Linked DNA regions of Mus musculus: region 1 is linked to region 2. The links are chromatin loops, found by intact Hi-C in ENCODE. Cell type or tissue: left cerebral cortex. All regions are shown on one strand. Each heading gives the region's core, and the rest is flanking DNA. Links, peaks and the distances in the headings are about the cores only.

Region 1 (8,338 bases), core at 256-8,255, 130 kb before region 2:
ACATACTCATCACCATCTGGAACTCCTGTTCCAGGGGACCTGACACCTCTTCTGGCCTCCATGGACAGCAGGCATGAGTGTGGTGCATAGACACACATACACCTACACACATACAAAGCAACACCTTAGGCTGGCGTGGTGATAACACACCTCTTACAGCACTGAGAGGCAGAAGTAGGAGCATCTCAGAGTTTGAGGTCAGCCTGGTCTATGCTGTGAGCACCAGGCCAGCCAAGGTTTCATAGCAAGACACTGCTTCAACAAACAAAACACATTGACTACCATCTTAAAAACTGACCTTAATTAATTAGCCTTTAAAAGAAAACTGATTGTGTGTGCACATGTGCATGCCATAGTGTATGTGTGCAATCAAGAGAGCAGAGTACTGGGCTGGTGAGATGGCTCAGTGGGTAAGAGCACCCGACTGCTCTTCCGAAGGTCCAGAGTTCAAATCCCAGCAACCACATGGTGGCTCACAACCATCTGTAACAAGATCTGACTCCCTCTTCTGGAGTGTCTGAAGACAGCTACAGTGTATTTACATATAATAAATAAATAAATCTTTAAAAAAAAAAAAAAAAAAGAGAGCAGAGTACTTGGCTGCATTTCCTCTACCCACAGAACCATCTTGATGGCTCTTAAATGGCCTTATGCCTGTAGTATTCTGGACATAAATTAGCTCCTTTTTCACAATATAGAATTAAAAATTCGGGGCTGGTGAGATGGCTCAGTGGATAAGAGCACCCGACTGCTCTTCCGAAGGTCCGCAGTTCAAATCCCAGCAACCACATGGTGGCTCACAACCATCTGTAACAAGATCTGACGCCCTCTTCTGGAGTGTCTGAAGACAGCTACAGTGTACTTACATATAATAAATAAATAAATCTTTAAAAAAAAAAAAAAAAAAAGAATTAAAAATTCATCTCTCTGGCATGGTAACACTTGCCTGTAAGCTCAGTACTTGCAACAGGGCTAAGAAGAATGTGAGTTGACTATCTAAAGAGACCCTGCAGCAGTCAGTCAATCAATCAATAAAAGTAAGTGGGTGATTTCATATAATTATGTCATTACAGGGGCATATAAGACTCAAAGAATAAGCATATCAGTGTCTAATCATAGCCTTTGATAATGGTTGATCATTTACATAGCTTAGCTATAATAGTTTTGTTGTGTATGAAAGAAACAAAAATTAGTGTCCTACCCATTTAACTTCCTAAAACAGAAGCGCAGGCTCCACCAGCTGCACTGAGGTCATGAGAATAGTATCTGAAGGACCGCACAGCCCAAGGGGTCAACAATCATGGTGCTATGGGCATCTTAAGACTAAGAAAGTCTTTTTCAAGGACTTACTTTTAAAATGTTAATATCTAGGGTAAAACTACATATTTCCTACCTATATTTAAATCTCTAACAAAAAGCAGGTCAGAGTATGTATAAATAATATTCAAGAAGAATCATTAAAATTTAGAGTTGGAAGTTTCCTCATCACATAGAAGGACTTTAACACTTGTGGACTTCATTAATTGTTCTCTCCTATTCTCTGTCACATTAATAAATAAGTCGTAGCACACACCTATAATCCCACCACCTAGGGAGACAGACACAGAAATTCAGAATCATCTTTCGCTATGAGCAAACTGAAAACTTGCTATGGCTACATGACTGCCTGGCTCAATTAAAAACAAACAAACAAAAAACTTCAGGCTATAAAATCAGGTAAGTAAAACCATAAATGCCTAACACATAAATACATAAACACAGATATACAAAATTAGGAAAAACAATTAGGGAACATATATTGTTCAAATAGTCTTGCTATTGTCAAACTTAAAATATTAATGTTTTAATATAATGTAATATTAATATTACATCTAGAGTGAACCAGGCACTGTATAGTTGTTAGGATGCCAAAGGTAAAATTCAGATTTAAGAAAAGCACCATGCTAATTTATAAGAGGTCATCCTTTCCCCTAAGAGATATTATTTGGGCAACAAAAAATATAATAATACAAATGATAAAAGATGAAATGTCTATTCATTTTACTTATACTCTACGGCTTTCTCATAGAAAAATTGGATAATAAGAACAGTTCAAGACACAGTAACCAAGACCATAGTTTTCAGGACTAAAAACAAGACTGAGTTTAAAGACAGATAATATAACAGTTCAAAAAAGCACTTCATAGTCCTTAGTCCTCAGATAGCAAACTCAAACAAAACTTAATATTTAAAATAAGATTAAGCTTTAAGGGTCTTAAAGTCAGGCTTACTTATCTTTCAATGTCAAATCACAAGGCTGAGTGTAGCTTAGGCTTACTTAGTAGAGTGTACTCTTTGCTGCACAAAGCTCTAGAGGCTCATCCTCAGGACAGAGAAGTTGTCTACATCTAATTCTATCTCAAAAAGCAAAACTAAAAACAAACCAACTTACCGACTTTGTTCTTTTCTTTCTTGTATTAACTGAACAAGTTCCTTATCAAAATACTCTTCCTCTTCCTCTTCCTTTCCATCATCTTCTCTTTCCTGGGCATCAACATTATCTTTGTGCAACTGGCCAGAAATGTGCTTTGCATATGCAGAGAGACCCACTTCTGTGACCCGGCACACTCGGCACTCATGACTAATGTCCCTAGGGAAAGAGGGAGATGAAGGACATTCAATGCTCCCCACTGGCATGGCACACTCACCAGATTGCTAGTTGCCTCTGAAAGACTCTGTATGCAGATGGCCACAGTGGAAGGTTAGAGGGAATCAAGTCGGTGCTCCTCTCACCACTGTTAGTATATTTGCTTATAAATTACTTTGGAATAAATTTAAGATTCTTTTCCAGCAATCAAGAGGTAAAACACTTCAAATTAATAGGCTTTAGGAGAAATCTTCTTGAATTGCTGTACTTAAAATCTTGCCGAAGGAAACATGGTGAAAGGGGAGGCAGGGCAGGGGGCTCAGAGCAAAGACAAGCTGCTCTGGGGCACACCCATGATGGCAGCTGCACTCAGAAAGCCTGGTGACAGCACATCCATTTAATCTCCAGCTCTAAAGTGCTCTTCCAGTGAAAGTTGGGGGTGGAGCAAAGAGGAGGGGGAACAGCCAATCTCAGCTTGGTAACTAAAAATTAAACAGCTGGCACTCTGCCTGGAATGTGAAGAGTCCGGACCCTGGCAAGAGACAGTAGTAGCAAATGTTCTTAGTCTGGATGATACATGTGACACACTGCTTCAGCAGGCTTATTTAAAGGGAATTGAAACCATGTCAAATGTAGGAAGTTAGCAGCTGTTAGGCAAATGTTTTCTCTCCAGTTTCAGAAAATGATGCAGTCCAGATACACACAAAATTGGCTTTTACCTAAACTGGTGATGACTGGCTTGCTTCTGTCTACTTTTTCTTCTACTTGACTCAATAGCAAAATCTCCTCTTTGGCCAGTCTTTTAAAGATTTCTTTTATATATATACACATACACTGCAGCTGTCTTCAGACACACCAGGAGAGGGCATTGGATCCCATTACAGATGGTTGTGAGCCACCATGTGGTTGCTGGGAATTGAACTCAGGACCTCTGGAAGAGCGGTCAGTGCTCTTAACTGCTGAGCTATCTATTTTTCCAACTGTGTTTGGCCAGTTTTAAGAATCAAAATCTTAAATCCTCTTTAATATGTAGCAGATCAATAATTTAACTGTTTCTAAGTTCTTTCAATCCCCTGATTACGTCATCTGTCTGTGCAACAATAATGAGAAGCGTGCAACTGTGGCTGTCCAATAATTCAAACTTAGTCTAAGTGCTTGTGCTATGGGTTTATAGTAGTGATATTTCTGTGATTCCCACACCAATGTGGGTATCTACATCTGTCTGCCTATATAAATCTCCAGACACATGCTATGAAACACACTCAGTCACCTCCCCCAACCCCCAGTTTTAACCAAACTCAATCAAAATAAGCAGAATTGACATGAATTAACAGAAGTCCTTGAAACTGAGCACTTCATTTACTAGAAGACACTTTCTGTTACAAATCACTTGAATGCCCATTTAAAGCAAAGCAAAACAAACACTTTACCAACAATTACTAAATGCCAAGCAAAACACTATGTTACTTAGTTACAAACTATAAAAACTCAAACAATGCCTGATACATCTTAAAATACAATCATGAGGGCTAGAAAGATGGCTCAGTAGTTAAGAACATTTTTCCTTGTCTCAGAGAATTTCTGAGGGCCATGGGATCTGACACCCATTTCTGACCTCTGTGGACACTGGTTCTCACATGGTATGCATTTACTACATAAATACACTAACATACAAAAAAATAAATCGCAGGGAACAAAATGCAATGCAGTTGGACAGGAAATGGTAGGTAGCATTGGGAGTGCAGGGCATAAGGCAATAGGTTTGATCTGCAGCATTGCACTAAGTAGAAGCAAACAGGAGGAACAACAATATGAACTAACCAGTACCCCCAGAGTTCCCTGGGACTAAACCACCAACCAAAGAAAACACATGGTGGGACTCATGGCTCTAGCTGCATATGTAGCAGAGGATGGCCTAGTCGGTCATCAATGGGAGGAGAGGCCCTTGGTCCTGTGAAGGTTCTAGGCCCTAGTATAGGGGAATGCCTGGGACAGGAAGCAGGAGTGGGTGGGTTGGGAAGCAAGGGGAGGGTGGAGGGGATAGGGGATTTTTCGGAGAGGAAATTAGGGAAGGGGATAACAATTGAAATGTAAATAAAGAAAATATCTAATAAAAAATATAATTAAAAAGTAGAAGAAGCAAGAGGAGACGGCAGTGGCTGCAGTCACTAACCCTAACCCTGCAGCACTTGGGAGGCAGAGGCAGAGACCAATGGATCTCTGTGAGTTCAAGGCCAGCCTGGTTCAAAAAGCAAGTTCCAGGGCTACACAAAGAAACCCTGTCTTGAAAAACAAAAATCAAAAAGTAACCCAACCCCCAATAAAGGAAACAGAAACAGCATTATTAAGGGACTGACAAGCAGACCTCTGTGGGTTCAAAGTCAGCCTAGTCCATCTATATACCAAGTTGTAGACCAGCCAGGGCCACAAAGGGAGACCCTGTCTCAAAAATGAAAGGGGGAGGGGGAGCTTGGAAGAGCAAAAGCAGTAGCAACTTTGGGCACACACCCACACCCAATACTGTTTCTTATTTTGAAAGAGTCTCTGAAAATGGAAAAATGTAGAAATCTTACACTTTTTTTTTTAAACTTTGTAGCACAAATGCTTTCATTTAAAAATTTTAAAATGAAGAACTCTGACCAGGTTCCCTAAAAATATCAATGGGTTACCCAAAAATCAATGTTCTAATTCCATACTATCCTATAATATTTTAATGCATTATTTTCTAACCACGTCTATATATTTAAAGATATGTTTAAAGATTAAAGGAATGTAGAAGCTGGGAAATGGTGGCGCACGCCTTTGATCCCAGCACTTGGGAGGCAGAGGCAGGCGGGTTTCTGAGTTCGAGGACAGCCTGGTCTACAGAGTGAGTTCCTGGACAGCCAGGGCTACACAGCGAAACCCTGTCTTGGAAAAAAAAAAAAAAAAAAAAAAGAAAGAAAGAAAGAAAGAGAGAGAGAGAGAGAGAGAGAGAGAGAGAGAGGAAGGAAGGAAGGAAGGAAGGAAGGAAGGAAGGAAGGAAGGAAGGAAGGAAGAGAAAGGAAAAGAAAAGAAAAAGAGAAAAGAAAAGGAAAGAAAAGAGAAAAGAAAAGAAAAGAAAAGAAAAGAAAAGAAAAGAAAAGAAAAGAAAAGAATGTGGAAGTAGAGGCAGGTGGATCTTTGTGAGTTTTAGGTCAGCCTGGTCTATTCAGTGAGTTCCAGGCCAGCCAGGACTACAGAAGTGAGACCCTGTCACAAACAAACAGCTTCTTAAGAATAAAGTTCTTTGAAACAACTAAATTGATGCTAGCTCATTTCTAATAAATTTCTTTAAATAAAGTTCTTTGAAACATCTAAATTGATGCTAGCTCATTCTCTTGTAATAGCAAGCAAATATCTCACAGCAACACAGAAAGTTTATAATATAAATAGGAATCTGCTCACAACGGGCAGCGCCAGAAGACTCTAGAGACTATACGACAAATACCGCACATACACTGCAGCTGAGATCCAAGCCAACTGTCTTTAGTTAGAAATCACATTGTTTTCATCTACGTTTCTACTTATTGTATAAGACACAGCATTGGATGTGGCCACACCAGTTCTATTGGGACTTTTGTACAATGTTTAATTTTTTCAATATAGATTATTATGACTTTATTTATGAAAGAAAAATATATGTTCAAGCCATCAATATACCTCTTTTGAATTTTTCATTAATAATTGGCTTACATACTTTGTATAAACATATAATTATGGATAAAATGTACTGCCTTTGTGTCATAACTAATAAAGGCAATAATTTTCCTCAGGGTGTTTGAAGGGCCCAAATTAGCTCCATCCTGTCACCACGCAATTTCCCCTCATGTACAAAAGGCAGTCTTAAGATACTCTATGCATAAGCCTTTCTTTATTAAGCCTGCTCTAACTAAAACTACAACAGCTGCTCGATAAATAAAGGCATGAGTCTTTGATAGCATCTATCTGAAGTAACTGCTCATATCACACATCTTCCCTATGCCCATATTAGAAACCACACAAAACTTACCAATATGGTCAAGTTTGCCTTTAAAACGGAATATAAAAACTTACGTAGCCAGGCATGGTGGTACACACCTTTAATCCTAAGACTCAGGAGGCAGAGGCAGGTGGATCTCTGTGAGTTAAAAGCCAGCCTGGTCTACAGAGTGAGTTCCAGAACAGTCAGGGCTACACAGAGAAATCATTTCTCAAAAAATGAAAAGGCAAAAAATCAATGAACTATTTTATATTTACAAGATCATAACTCAAAAGTAAACAATAAGCACAGTAATTAAGTATGAAATCCAGAAGAAATGATCACCTATTGAGGCTAAGGGGAACGGGATAAGGATTGAGTTGTCTCTAAGGCACAAACTAGTTATGACTATCCTTAAATTAAGGCTACACGTCAATGAAGTATGTTTGAGACTTTATGGGGTTCTTCAAAAATTGTCTCATTTTTAATGCAACTTATTTGTTATGAGCTAGCAAATTATATAAAACTTGTTATGGCTGGACATAACATGAAGGAACCTTTATCGATATGAGGATCTCTAAATAAAATGAGTTAGGGTGGTCAAGATGTTATTTACAAGAGAAAAGGAACCTATAGAGCAACATAGAGTCAGCATGAGGCTCAGTTATTCAAGATGGAACAAAGCGTTTACATAGATCTAAAGATGTGAATGAATATTAAGTTTGAGTAGGCCAGATAACAGGACAGAAAGGGATTTTATTAAAGAGGAAAAAGGTGAACAGACTTTTTTTCCCTCTTTGAGACAGGGTTTCTCTATGTAGCCAAGTCTGTCCTGGAACTCCCTATGTAGACCAGACAGGTCTTAAACTCAGAGATCCTCCTGCCTCTGCTTCCTGAGTGCTGGGAATAAAGGTGTGTGTCTCCATACCTGGCCCAACAAGATACTGCAATTCTAAATTCTAGACATCTATACATCAAACATAAAGACACCTATGTTCATAAAAGAATTGACTCTCATACAATGATACTGAGTGACGTCAATACCCAACTCTTGCCAACAGACAGGTCGTCTGGACAAAAACCACAGAAATGCTGGAGAATACCCAACTCTTGCCAACAGACAGGTCGTCTGGACAAAAACCACAGAAATGCTGGAGGTAAATGATACAATAAAACAAATGACCTAAGATATGTATAGAGCATTCTATCCCAACACCAAAGAATACATCCCTTTTTCAGCACCTCATGGAAGTGCTGAAACTGACCACATAGTATAGATCCCTTTATATTTGTATATATTTTAGGAAGCTTCTACTCTATCAGGCTTTTCTATATGACCGCTCAAATCGATCAAACAGGACCTCAGTTTTAGCTGTCCCTCCCTTACTTCCTCTCCTCATCCTCTTCCCTATTACCACCCCCTCCTGCCCACCACAGCTATCTCTTCTATTTCCTCTTCTTAGGGAGAGTCATCCCTCACACCTAGTCCCTTCCTCTATGCCTAACCTCTGTGGTTATATGGATTGCAGCTTGCTCATCAAAGATTGAAAAGCTAAAAACAGATATATAAGCACATTGGTCTTTTGAAGTGAAGACTTCTTTTTGTTGCCATGAAACACAACCATTACACATTACAGGAACCAGGCAAGAAAGAAGTCCATTTATATGCTGAGATGTTAAAGTCTAATAATAGCACATACATTTACAGACAATAAACTTACAATAGAGTTAAC
Region 2 (8,338 bases), core at 151-8,150:
CTCTGTAGACCAGGCTAGCCTCAAACTCACAGACATCAGCACACTTTCTGCCTCCTGAGTACTGGGATTCAAGGTGTGCACCACCACTGCCTGACTTTATTAGTTTTTCTTTAAACCTTGTATTCTCCTTCCTTTCTCACCTCCTCTCTTCCCTTCCTGTTATATGTAATCATTATTGGTTTAGTTAAAAATGAAATAGATCTCTAGACAGTATAACATCTTGTTCACAGTCTTGATGTGTAGAACAGATTAGAGTTGTCCAGCTGACAGCAAGGCCAAGGGTGGGACCTTCACATTTAATTTCCTCTGTTGGCTTAGTAGTGGACCTTGAGATGAGGCGTTTAAGTTATGAGCCTGTGGTGTATGGGAACCATTCTCATTCAAAGCACCACAACCTCCCTCACCTCCCCCAAATAGTGCCTAGTTGGTGAATTAGGGGCCAAGCATTTAAATGCCTGAGACTGTAAGCATTTCTCATTCAAATTACCACAAGCACATATACCGCTTTTGCAAAGGGTTGTTTTATTTCCAGCATTCATGACTGATGCCCTGGCTTGGTTGAAGTCTTAAGGTTATCAGAGCCAGAACAGGAAACCTTGTGGTTCTCAGTTTAGTATTTTTCCTTTTTCTACAGAATCTAATGGCCATGCCTTTTTTTGTGTCTTTAGCTTCCTAGAAATCTACAACGAACGGGTGAGAGATCTTTTGAAACAATCCAATCAAAATAAGTCCTATACCTTAAGGGTCAGGGAGCACCCAGAGATGGGACCCTACGTCCAAGGTGAGCTTCTGTGATCGTGGGAATTGGAGAGCCCCCTGAAGTTTAGGAAGTTCTCCTAATGTTTGATAACTTTCTCAGCATGTGAAGTGAAGGTTTTCTGTGTGCTGGCTACTGTGCTGGACATTGCTGACATGACATGGCAAGCTTCACAGGCAAGCTTAAATTCTGCTGAAAGTGTCATGAGGCAAACAATTGCACGTTGTGACAAAGGTTTATAAAGTAGCTAGATACAGCTATTGAGAAGACCCCTGAAGCCAGGCATGGTGGTATATAACCTTTAGTCCCAGCACTTGGGAGGCAGAGGCAGGTGAAGCCAATCTGCTCAATAGAGCAAGTTCCAGGAGAGCGGAGACAACCGGGTTACACAGAGAAACCCTTGTCTCAAAACACCAAAAAGAGGAAGAGGAGGAGGAGGAGGAGGAGGAGGAGGAAAGACCCCTGTAATCTTAGCAGGTGGATTTCTGTGAGTTCGAGGTCAGCCAGTCTACAGAGTAAGTTCTAGGACATCTACATAGAGAAATCGTGTATTAAAAAACCAAAAAGAATAAACTGTAAAAAAAAAAAAAAAGACTCCTGGGACATGTAGGCAACTGAACCTCTGTGTGTGGTCAAGAGAAGCTCTTCTGACAGATCTGACAGGTAACAATTGATGCTGACTAAGCAAAGATTTAATTATTATGTATGTAGTGCTCTGTCTGCATGTATGTGAGCTGTCACATTGTTGCTGGGAATTGAACTCAGGATGTCTAGAGGAGCAGCCAGTGCTCTTAATCTCTGAACCATCTCTCCAGCTGTCAGGGTGAGCTTTTAAGCACAGAAAGACAAACAAACAAACAAAGCCTCCACATCTTGGTTTAACACACCTTAGCAAGAACAGTCAGCCAAGAAGAGGAACTCCAGAAGCCAAAACAGAAGGATAGTATGTTTAGTGACTTTCTTGGAACTCTGGACTTGCGTGGATTAGGCCTTTGTTCTCGTTTTGGCAGGTGTTAAGGTCTACACGCTAGGCTCTTAGTCCGAGCGGTGCCTCTGTACTTCTAGCATGGTGTCAGTTATGCTAAGGTCTGGGGCCTGTAACTCATTCCTCACAGTGTCTGCTAACTTAAATCCTGATGAGGAGAGACATAAGAACTCTCCTGAACAGGCATGGCTGATAGATGGTCAGCGGCATTCTCTGACTCTGCTACCAAGTGTTTCTTCCCCCCGGCAGCCTGGACTCATAAAAATGCCCCTTTTAATTTTATTTTCCATGTAAAACAATACTGTCAAATAGATACATCAGTGCTCAGACTCCACATTTCAAACCATTCCCTGCTGCTCGCTCTCTCTCCTTTTCTTCCTGTTTCTCTCTGCCCTCCCTCCTCTTCAGACACAGCCAGGAGACCTCAGCCTACCTCCACTTGACTTTCCAGTTTCCACTGGCATTTTGCTGTCTTGTCTGATAAGTCCTTGAAAATACCAGCCAGCATGGCTTTAAAATCTGCCTGGTAATTCCAGTGCCCTCATCTTCCTTGGGGATCTTTCATTTATATTCCCAGGTTTACATGTATGTTTGAATTGCTAGTGAGTTTTGTGGCAGTCAGTATTTGTAAAGCTGCTCTTAGGAATTGGTCTTCCTTTCTTCTTCTAAGTCCCTTTGAGCACTAGGGTCTAAGAAGTAAGTTAGGACCCAGTAGAAGGCACGAGAAGCTCAGTGGCAGACTTTGGGAAGGCTTATTTACTTCTACCCCAACTCCCTCTTGTCTTGTAGTCCTTTGGGTTTCTTTCTATAAGGACTGATGTCTAAGCAGGCATTATATATAATCTCTGCACTCAGGAGGCTGGGGGAAAGGGATTTTCTTGAGTCCAAGGGCATCCTGGGCTAGAGTTGAGACCCTATTTCAAAAAATAAAACAAACAAAAATTGAGGGGGTGGGCAATTTGGGTTTGCTGTGAACTGTAACCCTTGTCCCTTGATTTCTGGAAAATTGCTCAGAAAATTGATTGCAGCTACTACCTGCAGTTTAGTCACTATTCAGGTCTGTTTGTCAGGTTTTACTATACATTTATTTAGCAGTAGACCTATGGCACTGTCTTGTCCCTGGGGCTCTGATGCTCAGCAGAGGTTCTCTAGCACTGGTAAGTGCTGTAGGTGGCTTTGCCATAAGGATTTTCTTTGTGTCAGTAGGCTCACTTCCACCTGTCTGAAGCCTTCTCATTCTGTAGTGGCTTGTCGTAGCCTTGCTTCACCCACAGAGCCCACCCTGACCACTGCTCTGATTTGCTTGGCATGTTTGTAGCAACATTTCTATTTCTGTAGCGTTTGTCTATAATGTGTCATATCATGCAATTTTATGTTGTAAACTGTGAAAGAAGAGAAACATATTTACTATGTATTTTGTATGCTAAGCTGAGTCTGCCACCTTGTGGGTAAAATACCACTTTCCTATCAGGAATTTTGTGAGGCCCAACAATAATATGAGAATGAGATTTCTTCTAACTTCTGTAGTAAAGCTGTAAGGAGTTTTTTGTTGTTGTTGTAAGCATGGCCACTGCATGAATTCTAAACTATAATCTTTGTGGAAATACGCCGGTCACTTGATGAGAGGTTTCCATACATATTTATTAATTTTTACCTGAGTAATCTTAGTCAGGATTCCTCATTCTAGCTTATCAAGTGATATGATATAAGAATGATAAGTAAATTAAAAATTAAAAAATAATTAGAGCTGGAAAGATGGCTCATTGGGTCTAGAGGCTTTTGCCCTCAAACCTGATGACCTAAGTTCCATGCCTAGATCCTCCCTGTGGAGGGAGAAAAATGACTCCTGTAATTGTCCTCTGACTGCACATGTGCAATATGGTGGGCCTGCATTTAAACTCATATAGGAAATAATAGGTAAGTGTTGTAAGAAGAATGTCAGAAGCCACAGGAAAAGTTAGTTTACCAGAAGTTTCATGTGATTTCTTTTCTCCCTCCACAAGGTCTGTCTCAGCATGTTGTTACCAACTATCAGCAGGTTATCCAGCTCCTGGAGGCAGGGATAGCAAACAGGTAAGACGTTTGTTGGGTGGGGTGTTTCTGCAGCCTGCTTTTGCAATCCTGTGTTTTCCTGTCCTTTGGAAAGCATGGCCAAAGGAGAGTTCGGGGGCCACCTTTGTAGTGATCTCTCTGCACTTCTCTGCAGTGTACAGCCAGGTCTTCTCAGATCAAGAACATGGTTAAGTTACTGCTCTTCGCACTACAAAGGAAATAGAGTTTGTTCTGGACATGATAATATTGGGTAGAACTGTCTTCTCAGCTTGGCAAAAATGAATATAGGATAAAATGATTCATAAAACCATTTTTTCTTGTAGTTTTCCAAACTTGTGAGGTTATAGGCACATGAAACTAAGAGATTAACTTACATGCTCCTAACACTACTCTGCAGTGTGATAGCATCTCATGTTTTCAACTACTGTGAGGACTTAAAATATTACTAATAAGTGCCATCTAGGGAAGCTGTTTTCCCTGGGAAGAGATGTTTATCCTGTTATTTATCCTGTTACTACTAGGCCCTTTAGCTGAAAGACAAAGGAAATAACTTAAATTTAACATTCTAGTCCCAGAATTTCATGGAACTTTCTTAGAAGAAAGTTTTGCCTGGTCTTCAGGATAAGCTGAGCTCTTGAATTATTAAGAGTTATGATTCAAGCTGGTTGTGTTGGTACATACCAGGTGGACCTTTGTGAGTTTGAGGTCAGCCTGGTCTACATAGCTAGTTCCAGGGCAGCCAAGGCTATACAGAGACACCTTGGAGGTTGAGGACCTAGCTCAGTGGGAGAGCACTTGGGTTTAGTACTCAGTTCCAGGGGAGGGGGAAGAGGAGGAGGAGGAGGAGGAGGAGGAGGAGAGGAAGAAGAAGATGATGATAATAGAGTCCTGCTCTCAAAAAAACAAAACAAAAATTAAAAAACAAAACAACAAGAGTTAAGATGCAGGTGGGCATGATGATACATACATGCCTGTGATGCCAACAGTGGGAGAGGCTGAAGCAGGATGATTCAGTTTGAGACCTGCCTAGGTTGCATAATATGTTTAAGGACCAAGGTTCAATTTTCAGCACCCAGTGAAGGCTAACAGCAGTCTGTACCTTCCACTTCCAGGGCAGCATATGAAACCTCTTTTGATCTTTTCAGGTACTAAGTATGTATGTATATATATATTTATATATACATATATACATATATACATTTAGCCCTCTGCATATATATATGGTACATATATACATGCATTCATACATGTAAAATAGACAAATCTAAATCTAAAAAAATTTTTTTTGAAAAAATAAAAAGGAGTGTGAGGAGCTGGTGTGTAGTTCAGTATGAGTCCAGCACTGTGGAAAACAGATGTGATGATTCACAGCTGTAATCCAGCATTCAGAGATGGAAATAAGAAGTTCAAAGCCCATCTCAGCCACATACTTGAGGCTACCCTGGGCTACGTGAGGGAACGGGAACTGGAATGTGACTCAGTGGTAGCATGGCTGCCTAGCATGCGCCCTCGGTTAATCCGAAGTGCCAACAAATGAACAAACGGGATAAATATAAGAGTTAGGTTCATTTAGCCCTCTGCATCCTTGAGTATAGGAACACCTCATAGACTTTTAGCCTTTTCTGTCCTCTAAATCCTTAGAAGTCAGTGAAATATAGTCTGAGATAGTTTTAACTAGAGGAATCATTGATCTAGATTTAGGTAAGGAGAGACTCGGTAGCTTTAGGGTTTAACACTGGAATGGATTTCTAAGATCCGCTGTGAGTTCCACATTTAAACATGGCTTCAGTGTAATTCAAGATCCAAATTCAAAAGGCTTTCTGACACTGTTGGGTGAATTCTCTGCTTTATAGCTTAGCTGTCTGCGAGGCTTCTGCAGCGTACTTACTACGCACACTTGTTTTTTTCTATATGTGTGCTGGTGTTGGTTTTTTAAAATAGTTATTTACTTCTTTGTGTATTTGTGTGTGTGTGTATATAGACTCAATGTCAAGTGTCTTTCTCTATTGCCTCCCACCTTACTTTTGAGGCAGGGTCTCTTACTGAATTTGGAGCTCACTGATTGGCTAGACCAGAGCTGCTTAGTAAGCCCCTCTGAGATCCTCCTGCCTCTACCTCCCAGCATTGGGGTCACAGACCTGTGCCACTATGCCTAGCTTTTTACATCGATGCTGGGCTGGCTTCTGCCTTCTTTGGACCACTTTTTTGAAATTTATTTTTATATGTATGATTGTCTTGCCTGAATGTATGTGTACCACGTGTGTGCTATGCCCACAGAAGCCAGAAGTAGATGTCAGTTCCCTGGAGCTGGAGTTACAGATGGTTGTGAGCTGCCATGTGGTTGCTGGGGGTTGAATTCAGATTGTCAGGCCTGGCAGCGGGGACCTTCACTCACTAAACCATCTCACTGACCACAGTCCCACCATGGTGACTTACATGGTCCTTGCAGTAACTGTCTTGCCTTGTGTCTCCAGGATCACAGCAGCCACCCATGTTCACGAGGCCAGCAGCAGATCCCATGCCATCTTCACTATCCACTGCACACAGGTTGGTTGCTCCTCCCTACTGGAGGGTTTCTTTCTCTTCTTGTGCCTTGTGGTTCCTTTCTCGCATACCTTTTGCCTTGTTTCCCTCCTCCCTTTATCCTTACACATTCTCTAATACCATTGGCTTCTTTAATATCTTCTGCTTATCTTCTGCTCAGGACAGTTCAGAATATTTCCACACTTATTAGATCAGTATGGGCTTGTCTAAAATGAAAGTCAAGGTTGAAATGAAAGCACATATTAAAATGAAGAAAGCATAAATTTCACTTCCCATATGATGGAGTGAGAAGATTGACAGGTGCAGCTTCCAAAGACAAGTGTAAAACAGGAGAAAACTATTTCTGAATTCCGAGAGACTAGAGGCATACGGCAAAGTACACACCCAGGATGTACAGGATGGCGAGGAAAAACAGCACAGATATATGGTATTCTTGACTTGGCTTCTCCCATGCCCAAGCTCATCTCTGGATGCTCCAGTGAGGAAGTTCATTGTAGAAGGTAAGGCCTGAGGGTTAGCAATAGCCATTGCAGCCTTCAGAGTGGCTCACTTGATTTTGTGAGGTTAGTTATAATGAGTACCTTGCGGGAGCCAGGGACAAGCAGATCGGTGATTTCCTTAGCTTTCAATGTGGATCCTTTTCATTTAAGTCATGAACTGCCAGACTGGGGACTTAACAGGGAATTCTGAGAGGTGATACAGGTGTAGTAGGTTTAATAATAACTCTGCTCCCATTGTTCATGTCAGACAGCTCACAACCACATGCAATTTCAGGGGGTCCAGCTTCCTCCTTGGGCACTAGCACTAATGTGAGCATACCCCCTCCACACAAATTAAAAATAAAAAAATCTTTAAAAAAATAAGACTAAATAGATCAAAATCACTCACATAGTCCTGATTTGACTGAGCCTGTACATATTTATAGAGGAAGCACAAATGAGCACTGTGGCTAGTGAATACTGAAGTATCCTGATCTTTTAATGCATTTCCCTGCTGACATGAAGTTCAGTCAGCAGAGACTAGAAGTCTAATTGAATCAAAACATGGAAGTACTTGGGAAGTACAAGCAGGAAGATCAGGAATTCAAAATCAGTCTGGGCTATAACAAGTTCAAGGCCACCGGGCAAGTTGGCACACACCTTTAATCCAGCATTTAGGAGGGAGAGACAGGTGGATCTCTGTAAATTTGAGCCCTGGTCTACAAAGCTAGTCCAGGACAGCCAGGGCTATACAGAGAAACCCTGCCCCCCAAAACAAACAAACAAACAAACAAACAAACAACAAAAACCAAATTCAAGGCCAGCCTGGGCTAAGGTCTGTATCTAAACAATTAAAACAGAAAAACAAAATAATGAGATTGTAGCCTTTGCTTATTATCTCAGGACTTGAGAGGCACAGGGAAGAAGTTCAGAAATTCAAGGTCAGCCTGGGCTACATGAAATTTTGTTTCAAGGAAACCGACCCCATTGTGGTGCTGGACTTTAATTCTAGCACTTGGGAAGCTGAGGCAGAAAAATTGCAAGCTTGATACTATTCTGTGATAGAGAGAGTGAGCAGTTAAGTACTTGAGAAAAATGTTCAACATCACTAGTAATTAAAGAAAAACAAGTTAAAACCTACCTTTGACCATGAATAATGTTTTGTTATTTTTTGTTTGGGTATTTTGAGACAGTTCCCTGGCTGTCCTGGAACTCACTCTGTAGACCAGGCTGGCCTTGAATTTAGAGATCTGCCTGCCTCTGCTCTTGCTTATTGAGTGCTGGGATTAAAGGCTTGCTCCACCATTGTATGACTACCATGGATAAAATTTTAAAGAGTTTTTACATTACATATTGACAAGGCTAGAGTTCTATAATCCTGTACTATATGTATAAAATGGCACAACTTTAGAAAAGACCAGTAGTTTCTTTAAACGTTAGATAATACCTAATCATATGACCCAGGCAACTTTTCCTCCTAGGTATCTGTGGTGGTTTGTATATGCTTGGCCCAGGAGTGGC

What was found. A loop is a pair of places that touch in the nucleus more often than their neighbours do. Peaks named below come from ENCODE experiments on the same cell type or tissue, not always from the same donor. Only the 100,000 strongest peaks of a DNase experiment are listed, where the experiment ranks them.
Region 1: a loop joins it to region 2, with 2.9 times the contacts of the local background. A loop is called at or near these places in 5 of 42 quality-filtered maps.

What each region holds. Positions count from the first base shown.
Region 1 is chr2:120,536,864-120,545,201 of GRCm38, forward strand. Zfp106 (zinc finger protein 106) reads right to left here. Exons shown (of 22, transcript NM_011743.3): 4 at 2,432-2,629. Among named protein-coding and RNA genes, the nearest start is that of Zfp106, 23 kb to the right of the region's middle. In left cerebral cortex, for the core only: a CTCF peak has its summit at 3,478 (motif pointing right); DNase peaks (open chromatin) are centred at 3,151 and 3,839; H3K27ac peaks cover 988 bases.
Region 2 is chr2:120,667,335-120,675,672 of GRCm38, forward strand. Stard9 (START domain containing 9) reads left to right here. Exons shown (of 33, transcript NM_001370940.1): 7 at 669-781; 8 at 3,746-3,815; 9 at 6,269-6,341. Among named protein-coding and RNA genes, the nearest start is that of Stard9, 42 kb to the left of the region's middle. In left cerebral cortex, for the core only: a CTCF peak has its summit at 3,178 (motif pointing left); a DNase peak (open chromatin) is centred at 3,140.